Regions from separate parts of the Homo sapiens genome. Here region 2 is linked to region 1. Evidence: chromatin contacts called from ENCODE POLR2A ChIA-PET data. All regions are on one chromosome and are shown on one strand. The core of a region is the stretch at or near the end of the contact, and the rest is flanking DNA. Distances in the headings are between cores, read along the strand shown. Region 1 has its middle 270 kb from the start of TFCP2L1. Region 2 has its middle 210 kb from the start of TFCP2L1.

Evidence for each region. ChIA-PET counts read pairs that join two places held with the same protein, here RNA polymerase II (POLR2A).
Region 2: POLR2A ChIA-PET joins it to region 1 with 24 read pairs in H1. The contact joins two enhancer-like sites. POLR2A ChIA-PET finds 5 or more read pairs at or near these places in 7 of 52 experiments (Caco-2, H1, HEK293T and 2 more).

The regions. Positions count from the first base shown.
Region 1 is chr2:121,015,817-121,022,088 of GRCh38, forward strand. No RefSeq gene overlaps it. Among named protein-coding and RNA genes, the nearest start is that of TFCP2L1, 270 kb to the right of the region's middle. RefSeq lists enhancers at 2,773-3,392, 3,393-4,012. Within about 2 kb of position 3,100, at least 3 of the 41 ENCODE cell types and tissues checked have a DNase peak (open chromatin) inside an H3K27ac peak, as active enhancers do.
Region 2 is chr2:121,072,331-121,078,602 of GRCh38, forward strand. No RefSeq gene overlaps it. Among named protein-coding and RNA genes, the nearest start is that of TFCP2L1, 210 kb to the right of the region's middle. RefSeq lists enhancers at 2,079-2,929, 2,512-3,411, 2,930-3,781 and a silencer at 2,823-3,117. Within about 2 kb of position 2,911, at least 3 of the 41 ENCODE cell types and tissues checked have a DNase peak (open chromatin) inside an H3K27ac peak, as active enhancers do.

The sequences.
Region 1 (6,272 bases), core at 1,850-4,349:
GGAAGCAGATTCTCTAGCCTGGGAATCTGAGTGATTTGAAAGATCCCACGTGATTCCACTGGGCAGCCAGGTCTGGGCTGTGCTCCCTGCAGGGTCGCTGGGGCCCGGAGCACAGTGGGGAGAGCGGAGGTGGGTTTGGGAAGGCAGGGAGGGCCAGCATGTGGAAGTGGCTGGACTGTGTTCTTCAGCTGCCCTGGCTTCTCCTTCTCTCAGGGAACCAGATTCTCTTCCTCTCTGCTACTCCTCCAGTCCCTCAAAGTCTCCCATCACTCCTCAAGGGGCTGCTTCTCCCCACAAAGTGTGTGACGTACAGAAACCGACTTCTCTTGACTGCACACCAGCCGCGGGCCTGGGGCTGGGCTGGGTTGGGCTCTTGGCATGTGTTATTCTATTTAACCCTCCCCACAAACTTCAAAGAAAGTTATTACGATCTCCTCCTACAGCTGAGAAAACTGAGGCTCAGAAAGGATAAATATTTGCCCAAGGTCACCTGGTTAGAGAGTGAAGAAACCAGACCTGCCTTACGTCAAAACCCAAGCCCCACACCACAGCTCTCCTGCCAAGGCCTGGGTTCCTGTTTGTTACACTCGGCCAACTGGAGTTTGGAGACTGATCACCTAGGGGCTTCCAGCAGCCTTGTGAGTGCTCACACAGATCAACTGAGGCCCAGAAAAGTCCCTTGGCTTGCCCAAGTTCCCATGGTGAGCACAGCCTGATTGGCAAAGAAGTGCTGAGAGAATTGAGAGAACGGCAGGTCATTTATAACACACTCTCCCCTAAACAACACAGTCACTTTCAGGCCAGGAACACTGGCTCACGCCTGTAATCCCAGCACTTTGGGAAGCTGAGGCAGGTGAATCACTTGAGCCCGGGAGTTCAAGACCAGCCTGGGCAACATAGGGAGGCCTTGTCTCTACAAATAATTTAAAAAGTAGTCGGATGTAGTGGTGTGTGCCTAGGGTCCTAGCTACTCAGGAGGCTGAGGTGGGAGGATCGTTTGAACCTAGGAAGTTGAGGCTACAGTGAGCCAAGATCAAACCACTGCACTCCAGCCTGGGGAATTGAGCCTGTCTCAAAAAAAAAAAAAATCACTTTCAGTATGGAAAAATATTAACAGCCAGAAAAGAAACACCCCTAGTGAAAAACATATAATGTTCAATTATGATTATATATAATCATAGTATATAATATTTATATATTATTTGGTATGTTATATAATAATATACTAATATAATATATTAATATTAACTATATGTTTATATATAATATAATATTTATACATATGATCATTCAGGTAAAGACAATTTTTTAAAAAGTAAAAAGAAAGGAAAAGAAAACAAAAATTACAGTACCCAAAAGGAAAAAACTCAACTATTTATTCAATACTTTTTATAGCTACCCAACAGTTTGAACTTTAATCCTTTAGTTCCAGGTTGAGGTAATACTAACTTGTATAATGAATTGTCTCATAACTAATAAGTTAATTTTAACAAAACCAAAACATCTGCAAAGTGTACAATGTAGGCACGTACTAAATCACACAATGAGGTAGTGTTTTATTTTATTGACTTAATGAGTTTTAAAATAGCCAACTAACATAAAAATATACATTCGGATTTTAAAGACATTATTCAAATTCTGCCAAATAGTTCATGTATGAGCTAAAACCTGTGCTTACCAGACAAAAACATTACAGCCAGCAGTTTGCGCTGCTTCACTGTTCTCAGTTTTGAACACTAATTGACGCCTCAAGTTCTGCGTCAGTCTTTGCAGCCACCGTGTCTGAGCAGCGTATTGCAGCGGCAGCTGGAAACACAAATTGTGCCTGAAAGGAAGTCCAGTGATTCCAGGACATCTGAACATGGCTTGCAATGGGTGTAGCTGGGCCAGTGAGTGACAGAGGCCAATTGTATAACTTGGAGCCCTCAAATTGTCTTCTATGTAGAACCCAATGTTTATTAAAGGGTAATTAATAAAAGTGTGCTCATTTGAAGCTTACACATATGCATTATTAAAATTCAACCATAGCAATTATTTACAACTTAAACCAACAAAAGATTTTCTTCTCAGAGGAAAATCTTACTATTGACATAGTTTAGAATGGCTGATGCAGGTTATCAATAAAAGCAGACCAATTATTAGTCTGTTTTATTACTACTTTTATTTATTTATTTTTAAATTGAGACAGAGTCTCACTCTGTCGCCCAGGCTGGAGTGCAGTGGCATGATCTTGGTTCACTGCAACCTCCGCCTCCCGGGTTCAAGCGATCGAGCGATTCTCGTGCCTCAGAGCAATTCTCATGCCTCAGCTTCCTGAGTAGCTGGGATTACAGACACGCGCCACCACGCCTGGCTAATTTTTTTGTATTTTTAGTAGAGACGAGGTTTCACCATGTTGGCCAGGCTGGCCTCGAACTCCTAACCTCAGGTGATCCACCCGCCTTGGCCTCCCAAGGTGTTGGGATTACAGGGTGAGCCACCGCGCCCAGCCTTATTACTACTTTTAAATTTGCCATAGCTCCTGCACCTGCGTACTGCCTGCCCTGAGAGTGGACCCCTCTCGCCACCTGCCCGCGGTCCTGAGCTGGCCTCAAATGACCTTTCAGCGTCTTCTGCCCAGGGGGTAAGATGAAAGCAGGGGCCCTTCCTGGTCTTCTAGAAGCATCAGCTTTCTGAGACTCCTGCTCCCCAGCACAAACCATTCTCAGGACGCCTGGGCTGTCAGTTCAGCTCGTGGCCTCCTCCGCTATTTAAGACCCAGCTCACCTCCTACCTCCCCAAGATGCCTGACCACCTCCTCCGTCTCCACAACGGGGTGCGTAAGGCCCAGCCGCCTGTGTGCCTTCGAGTCCTGCTGGGCTCCTTGAGGGTCCTCACTGTCCAGCTCCGGGCCCATGACGGGCATCTTGGGAGGTGCTCGGCGTCTGGCTCTGTTCCCGCCATACCCAGCAGAACGCTGTGGTCCCTCAGGGCTGCTGAATGAGGGGGCGGAGGCAGCAGGAAGAACAGTCAGCCCTCAATGAGGGCCGCAACCAGGCGATAGGAGGCCACACGACAGCCAGACGCCCCATTGGCCTGGCGGCTGCAGTCCAGCCCTTCCGGGTGAGTGGGATTTGCTGCTCACGCCCGCAGCAGCCCCTGAGGCGGGGAGGCGCGGGAGGGACTGGAGCCTTCCGCCCGAGTGTTCCCCAGCCTCGTGGCTGGCCCTGCACGGGCATCGCCTCGCCTCAACCCCACAGCAGCCTTTCAGGCCGTCCTGTTTGGGTGGGTTCAGAGGCGCCTCGTCCTTCCAACCAGCCAGGCACTAAGGGGGCCTCGTAAGGAGGAGCGTAAGGCTCTCAGAACAAGCGGCCGCCCTCAAAGGGCCTGGAACTCCACAAAGGCAGTGCTTCAGAAGCCTAGCGGCCTCCTGCCAGCTCTTCTGCGGGGAATTCCCCTGCCCTGAGGCGCTCCAGCCTAGCCCAGTCTGCTTGCACCCTCTGCATATCCCCAGCACAGCTGTTCTGCCTCGAGGCCCCCAGCTAACCAGCAGCTTCTCCTACTGAGGGAATCTGACAGCAGCCCCTGCCCCCTCCACCCAGCCGTCTCCCTGGTTCACGCTCCTACTGTGCCCAGGCTGCTTGCTTCTAGGGGACTGGGGCCAGACTGGCACAGTAAAGGTCCCGTCTAATGCAGAGATCTCCTATTCTTCTTACGTCCTTCATTTTACAAATGAGGAGGCTGTGGAGAGGTCTAATGATGTGCACCAGGGCCTGCAGAAAGCGTTTCTGAGCACGGAGGCTGGGGAGTGAGACCCCTGGAAGGCAGTGGCCCCTTCCTGGCCCGTGCACTGGCCAACTGCTGGGATATACTGCCTGTGGCGAGACTTATTAAGCTATCTGAAGCCGTGAAGGGAAACCTGCTATGTGTAAATATCAACCATCTGGCAAAATACCTGGAGCGAGATTTTATTTCTGCTGGGCATTATTATGGGTATTGATTTGAGAATCTGAAAATTCAATAAAACAGATTAAACCTCCCAAGGAATGAGTATGTGGACCATCAACCCATGTCGCCCTGGGCGTGAAGTCTTCGTGGGTAGGAAGGAGTCGTCAGGCAGGCATCTGAGTGGGGCATGGGGAACTGGAGGCAGGCTGAGCCGAGCTCAGTGGGAAGCTCCTCCCCAAAGGGGCTGGCCTCCCAGCTCATCAGCCCAGGCCTGGTCTCTGGGGCCCCCAACACGCACTGAGGATATAGGGGTGACACAAACATGGTCCCTCCTTCTGCAGGACATCTGGCCTGGCTCCTCAGGAAGCCAGTAGCCTCAGAAAAAAGGGGGTGTTGTGTATTCTAGATACAAGAGATGAAAGAGACCCAGTGACCAAATGTCAACCTTGATTGAATCTTCGTTCAGAAGAAAAAAACAACTATCAAGGACAGTCCTGGGACAATCTGTGAAATTTGAATATGGCCTGAGTGTTAGAAGATATTAGAGAAACTATTAATTTTTTAGGTGTGACAATAGTTTTGTAGGAGAATGTCGTTATTATTAGGAGATGCACTCTGGCTGAAGTATTTAAGTGAAAAATGTCCTTATGTCTACCTCTTACTTTCAAAGGGTCAGTAAAAAAAAATCGATCTGTGTATATATGTTGTCAGAGCAAATAGGGCAAATTATGAACAATTGTTGAATCTAGATGGAAGGTTTGCAAGAGTCCATTGTACTATCAACTTTTTTTCTCTGTTTTTAATTTTTTTAATTTTATTTTTAGACAGGATCTCACTCTGTCATCCAAGCTGGAGTGCAGTGGCACCATCTTGGCTCACTGCAGCCTTGATCACCCTGGGCTCAAGTGATCTTCCACCTCCCTGGGCTCAAGACATCCTCCCACCTCAGCCTCCCAAGTAGCTGGGACTACAGGCACATGATACCACACCCGACTAATTTTTCTGTTTTTTTGCAGAGATGGGATTTCACCATGTTGCCCAGGCTAGGCTCAAACTCCTGGGCTCAAGCAATCCTCCAGCCTCAGCCTCCCGAAGTGCTGGGATGACAGGTGTGAGCCACTGCACCTGGCCTTTAATTTTTAATAATAAGAAGTTTGGGAAATAGAAAGATGGAATCCCTATCAAGAGACTCACAGTCTAGAGAGTTTAGTTAAACACACCTACACAAACCAGTAGGCTTTTCCCTAGGGACACTCTGGTGGAGAGGCCAGGAGCCCCTCCTATAGCAGCTCTCTCTGACTTCAGACACATGACTCCAAGTTTAGGATACCAAATAACAGCTTCTATGGGCTGGCTATTCTGTGCTATCTAATAGGCCAGGAGGAAGGGAAGGGACTGTCACCATGTGGCACCAAGGGAGATGCCACAGGGCAGAGGAGTCCTCTAATGTATAGGCTCTTCCCTATATCCAGGGTTGAGGGTGGCCCTGAGAGTCTTGGTACCAGCCCCTAAGGACCCAGGCCCTGGTTTAGTTGGCCCTTTGAAGGGCTCCGGGCAACAAGAGAGTAATAGGGTGAGTCCTTGCCCTTAGAACACTAAAAACATCAATTCCTCCCAAAATGCCCCCAGCCGGGAGAAAATGGCAGTAGACTGAAGTGGAAGGGGCAGGGCAGAGGCAGGGCGTGCTGGGGGCAGATGCGCACCGGGTGGGCTCAGGCTGCTGAGTGCAGGGGTGTTGGGCTGAGGCTCGTGCTAAATGGGTAGGTGCCTTTTCCATACAGTCTTAGGGGGCTGCTTCCCATTTTGAAGCCGGGAGCATTTTAACACGCTTGTTTTCATGGAGTTCTTTAAATCCACCCTGAAAAATAAACATTAAACTTGCAGCTTCCAAAAATATTACCAAGCATGATGGAAACAGACATTGGCTCACCCCCAGGCAGCAGCCTCTTGCCCACGCCCACCCACAAAACAGGGGACAGACGTGAACTGGAAACAGAACCAGACTCAGGGAGAGCCAGGGGAGAAGGGGAACTGTAAAGGTGAGGTGAGGTCAGAGCGCATAGCTCAGGGATCCCAGAACATTACTGGATGCAGCTGAAAACTCTCGATGCTACAGTTGGCCACAGCTTTGTTAATCAATCTGGGTCACAACAATGGTGTCAGGCTCCTTGGAGAGATGGCTGAGGTCAGGGCTTGGGCAGGAAAGCTGCACGCTGTGCCTGGATAACTTGCTATGGCAGCAAGTGAGAAAGGGCTCCAGAAAATGAAGGGGCAGGCCAAGGGGACACAGGAGTTTCCTGAAGGAGCTCCTGCTGGCCAGATTTGGGACAACTCGAGCGCTAAAG
Region 2 (6,272 bases), core at 1,661-4,160, 56 kb after region 1:
GAGCTCAGAGAAGGTGCTCCCCTGTGGGTAGTCTCGCCCCGGCACCACTTGCTCCTGATCTCTGCACAACGGGTGGCCTTGGCCCCACGTCCCCTTCCCCTGGCACTGCTGCTGGGCAGGCATCTGGAGACCTGGGCTCTCACCGGCTCTTGCAACTCACTGGGTGACCTTAGGCAGGGCCCATCCTCTCCCTGGGCTCCCATTTCCCTGAATGCACAATGGGGGTCTTCTGAGACTCCTGAAGGGTCGCTAGTTCAACCCCTTGGAGTTGGGGGAAGCCCAGCTACCCTTCTCTGGCTTTTTTTGCGGGAGCGGTCTCAGCACCAATGCTTGGAGTTTGGGAAAATACACAGCTCTCCAGAGTGATGGGGAGCAGGGCTTCCCCGACTTGGTGGGGGCCAGTGATACCAGCAGCCACTTTTTAACTTGATCAAGAGCACGACTGCTATAGCCCAGTCATTGTATCCTAAGGGACAGGCCGCTCCCGCCTGATTGTATCCCCAACAAGGAACTAGGCCAACGCCGTACAGCCCACGTCAATTCCGTCCCTAACCCCTGCCAGCCTGGAGTTCCTGGGGGCATCACCCTCTCTCATCTGCAGCAACCACGTGGTGCCTCCTGCAGGAAAGCCCAGCCTGGCTCCCACTGCCCATTGCCGGGCTGGGCTCCACTCAGGCAGCCGCTGCTTCCTCTGCAGACCTTTTCTCTTCTGGGCGGGACAGGAACCCACGGCTGCTCAGGCACTGTGCCCCACTACCCCCTGGTCTTTGCACATGCTGTTCCCTCTGCCAGGATCACTGTGTTCCACTTTCCCACGTAGTCTGCAGAACCCGACCTGACAGTTCCCATCCCACAAGGGTTTCCCATCTCCTCCCATTCCGTTCCTACAGGCTCTGCCACCTGCACCAGTCAGAGTTCAGAGAAGTGGAACATTGGGACGTGAGAGGACATGCACGCGCACACACACACAGACACACACACACACACAGACACACAGACACAGAGACACACACAGACACACACACAGACACACAGACACACACGCACAGACACAGAGACACACACACAGACACACACACACAGACACAGACACAAACACACAGAGACACACACGCACACACAGAAACACACAGACACACAAAGACACACACACATAGACACAAACACACACACAGAGACACACACATGCAGGAACATACAGAAACATACACAGACATACAGACATACACAGACACACACACGCACTACACGGACAGACACGCGGACACCAACACACAGACACAAACACACAGAGACACACACACGCAGACACCCACAGACACACAGACACAGACACACACGCAGACACACACAGACACACAGACACACGCAGACACAGACACGTATACACACAGACACACACACAGACACACAGACACACCCACAGACACACACACAGACACACACACATACATATATAGACACGCACACACACACAGATACGCACAGACACACACAGATACATAGACACGCACGCACACACAGATACACACAGACACATGCAGACACACAAACACGTAGACACACACACACAGACACACACAGACACACACACACACGACCTATTACAGGGACTTGGCCTTGTGAAACCTTGGGCACTGGCCACCCCGTCTAAGGGAACTGCTGCTTCTCCGGTGCGTGGAGCTGGCAGGGCGGGCGTGGGGAAAAGGGGATGACCATGAAGTGGGGTAGGAGGACAAACGGAACCTGACAGGCTGAGCTGGAACTCCCACCGGGAAGTGGCAGACCCCAAGTCAATCTGTCCCCTGCTCTAAGCCTCTACCTTCGAGGATGGGCACCCCGTGGAAGAAGCCGGCACTTTCATGAACTAAGCATATACCTGGCCTGGGAGTCAAGAAGGCCACAGGAGGCTCTGGCTGGGCTGGAAGAGCTATGCCCCAGCTGCCTGGACACCAAATCCATCTCCTGAGATCAGCAGCACCTGCGAGTCCCCTGTGTGTTGGGAGGCACTGGCCCCTCTCGCCTTCTGAGTGTAAAAGGAAGACATGACTGCTGCTCCCTCTGCCCCTCCCCTGGGGCCCCAGATAACCCAAGCCTGTGCAGGGAAGGGAGTTCTGGGTGCTGCAGTTCAGCTCAGCTAGGCTGACCGGACACACATCTGTCACACCACCCCAGAGCCTAACCCATGCCGGGTCCTGGAGCTACTCCCGGTGGTGGCCACACTTCCTGCCTCCAGGAAATCCATCATCTCCTGGGAAAGACAAGTCAAGAGACAAAAACACCATTGAATGTGCACGGTGAGGTGGGCAATAGCCATGCAGGCCTGACGGGGAGAATGTGTCCCGTACCAGGGGAAGACTGCAGTGGCCCCCAGGGATGGAGAGGGCCGAGGTCCCGGGGAGGGGGCAGCTGTGCCAGCTCCAGGGCCTTCACTTCTGGGCCTTGGGCTGATGATGCTCCCCTGGGGAGGGCAAAAGGGAGGACAGCGAGGAGCAGGCTTTGGGTGGGACCAGCTGGGAACAATACCTGTGTCTGCCTTGCCAAGCCTCACAATTCCTATCTAGAAAATGGGGTTGTTGGGAGAATTGAAGATAAAATATATACAAGTATTGCACTGGACCTGACTCTCCCCACCCCAAAGTTGACCATTCCCAAAATTGACAGTGTCGTTATCTAGGTCCTAAAAAATCCAAGGGAGAAATGAGATTTCCTGTGTCTTCCCAGAAGCTACGCCACTGCTCTTGAACTTGGGAATTGCCACGAAGTGCAGGGGGTGGGGTGGACACGGAGGTCTGTAGGGCCGAGGAAAAAAAACACGACACAACTGGGGCCTTCCAGGGTCTCCCCCGACCCCTGTTCATCCTGCCTGCAGCACCTCATTCCCAACGAGGGCCTGCAGCCAGCTCCTGCCATCTGCCATGAGTTATAGAAAACAGGCAGTGATTAATCAGCCAGTCAACGCCGCGTGCAGCTATCCTCTTTCATTTATCTGCCCCCTGACCCCCCCAGCACAGTCCACGCAGCAATAGGCAAGTGTATTAATCATACGCTTTAAAAATATTTAAAGGAGGAGCTGAGCCTGGAGCAGAGTCTCCTTTAATGGACTCATTTTCAGCTGAGGGTGAGTATGCTAATTAGGAGATAAAACAAACGGGCTGTTTGAAATGCAAATGAGCTGCTGGGAGCACTTCTGGTCCCTTCCTTCCCTGCCGCCTGTTTGGGAGGCTAAATCTTATTTCTCCCAGCCGCTTCCCGCCACCGATTTCTAACCAGAAAAGATAGTGGCTGATTCTAAAACTGAGAGGTACTAGGTCGTGTTTTCACCGCCCCCCCTCCCCGCCCCCCGCCTTTGCCCTGGATCAAGGAGCAGAGAGGACAAAAGTTGCCCCAACTCCAACTCCAGCATGAAAAAACCCCAGCCGGGAGGGGAGGCGTGGCTGCTCTCCCCCCATCTCCTGGCACCCACCCAGTCCTCCCCATCTCTTGCCAACCCTGCCCCCTCAGTTTCTCTCCTCTCCTTTTCCTCTGCCTCTGCCCAGCTTGGCGTTTCCCAGCTCGCCTCCCTGCCCACCTCCTTGCCCTCTCCATTCCGTCAGCTGCTAGCAGGAGCCTCGGGCACAAATCCAGAGCCTTCCTGGCTGCAGCCTTTCCTGGGGTCCCAGGCACCACTCCCACCTACCACCCAGTCTAAACCCCGCCTCCTGTCCCCGCTGCCCTGGGGCCCTCCCTGCCCCATCACAACCACACACCTGCTATTCCCTCCTCTGGGCTTGGGGAATCCTAGTGCCCCTGCTTGGAGCCTTCCCTCCCACCTCCCGTGGCTGGCTCCCCAGCCCTTCAGGACTCAGGGCGCATCACCTCCTCAGGGAAGCCCTCAGACCTCCTGGTGCCTTCGTGATTCCTGGATCTGGCACCTGTCTTGGGTGTGACAAAGCATGTATGTGTTTGTGGATTTGTCACCCCTCTTCCCAGGACCTAGGGCTCCTTGGCGCAGGAGCTGTTTTCTCCCCTGCCATGCGCCGTGCCTGCTGGCACATGGCTAGCATCTAGTGAGTGCACACTGAGTTGAGTTGATTGCTAGGAGGCCCATGAGCTCCCTGCATCCCCTGACAGGCACTGCACCAGCCTAGGGAGCCCTGGCAGCTCGGGATGACCACCTGCTCTAAGGCAGGTCTGGAGAGGCAGAGAGGAGCATTCAATCCAGGGGCCACCTCATTTAAGATACGCAGTGTTCCACCTGGAAAGACGGCTCCAAGTCCACCCCTGCCAGTGGGGCTTGTCCCAGTGCAGCGTCTGCTTATTCTAGGAGACGGGAAGAGTGACCTGCACTGTCAGGCAGGGTCAGACGCTGCCTCTTAACTTCGCCGGCTCAGACTCTTGGCTGGTTCAGGTGTGGAGCTTCCAGCCCCAGCCCTACCCAAGCAGTCCCCAGGCGTCTCTTCAAGATTCCCAGAACCCAGGTGATCACAGTCTGGCTTCCATCTGTCCTGGGCACAGCCGAGCAGGAGCCCAATCATAATATCGGGGCATTAAATATTTAAACATTGTCTTCAGGTAACCGCCCCCCGCCCCCCGCCCCCCGCAAGTCTGAACTCTCTCCCGACTCAGTCCAGTTCACTGGTATTCTCATTCTCCAACTCCTTATCAAACTGTGTCTCAGGTGGGATTGTCTGGGAAGCAGACGCTGAGACGGAGTGAGGGGTGCAATAGCGTAACGGGGAGCACCACCTGTAAGAGGAGAGGGAAGAAGCAAGGTGGGCGGGGCCGGCCATCCTGATGCATCCTCCCTGCACAACCTGCACCTGCCAGCAGAGGGCGCCGGAGCAAAGCGCGCCCGTCCCATCTCAGGAGGCCTGTGGCCGCGGAAGGGGCCGGGATGGGGATCATTGCCCTGCTCAGTCCTTGCTGGGGCCACCCCAGAATAGTGTGCCTTCAGCTCGGAAACAGGCAAAGCCAACAGCTGGACCCCAGTTCGCAGCTGGGCATCAGTACTTTCTTGAAGGGAAGTCTAAGCGGCCATCTCCTTGGGTCTTAGCTTGAGTTCCCCTGAGGAGAAAGCCTGACACAGGCAGCAGGGAAGAAAGCTAGGGGAGACCTTCCAGAGTCTGGGATGCATCTCAGAACCATCGGCCTGGGGATGAAGGAGGGAGTTTTGCCCAGCTGCTTCTGCCCCTGCCGCTCGAGGGTGGCCCCGTGGTGTGGCCCCACACTTCCAGATACACAGGCGTGGGTGCTGAGCAGTTTCACCATACCCCACATGGGCCAGGTGCAAGGTGCTGTCCACCCCAGCTGTGTGAGGTTGGCCAAAGCCACGTGGAACTGGTCATGCAGCAGACAGACATGGGAGACAGCAGGTTGAGGAGGAGTCGGGAACATTGAGAGTTTGTTTGGGGACCCCATTAAAGTTGAGGTCTTATATAAACATCCAATCGCAGAAGGATGCATAGTTACCAACCTGTAGCTCAGGGAGCTGCCGGGCTGGAAACATACACTTGGGAACCACCTGCTTATGGACAACATGAAAAGCCATGGCCTGGATGAGTTCACTTAGGGGCAGAAAAGAGAAGAGGTGTTTGGATGCAGCCCTGAGAACCCTCTTAAGATAGAGAGAAGGGAAGAACAAGTCAAGGAGGTCAAGGCGGTGCTGTGGGGATGGGAGGGAAACCAGGGGCATGGCAGATCATGGGATGGGCTAGAGTGCGGGGAAGGCCTCGGAAGGGAGCCTGGACGGTCTGTCCATCCCAACAGCAGGGAAGACGTGGCCCCTCCATGGACATATGTGCTCAGATTGCTCTTTCTCCAGTGTACTCGAAAGCAAGGCATCAGCCTGAGAGTTTGGAGAAAGAAGAGGCTGCCGTGCCTTTGTGGGGAGAGCGAAGATGAGGAAAAGTCTCCCAAAACACTACGGGGGCGTGTTGGGATCTTTTCCCTCAATCAGGCTGAGCATATGTTCTGGTGTCCCACCTGCTCAGGCACCCCCTGGCTCCCCAGGATGTACATGTGTCAGGGTGAGCAGCCAAGGCCTAGAGCACCGTCCAGGCTTGTGGTCAGGGCGGAGGTGGGGCATTATCATGAGGCTCAAGGGTAGCATTTTGTTCCAGAGTGAGCATCTAGGGTGACATTTAGATGTGACTGCACTTCGAAGTCACCGGGTAAACTTGGACAAGCCCCAACTCACCTCCAGATGTCCCTGTTTCCTGACCTGCAAGAGGCGTGTGTTGGGGTGGGTGAGTCTGTTTCCATCTTTACATGTCTAGGAGACTCTTCCTTAA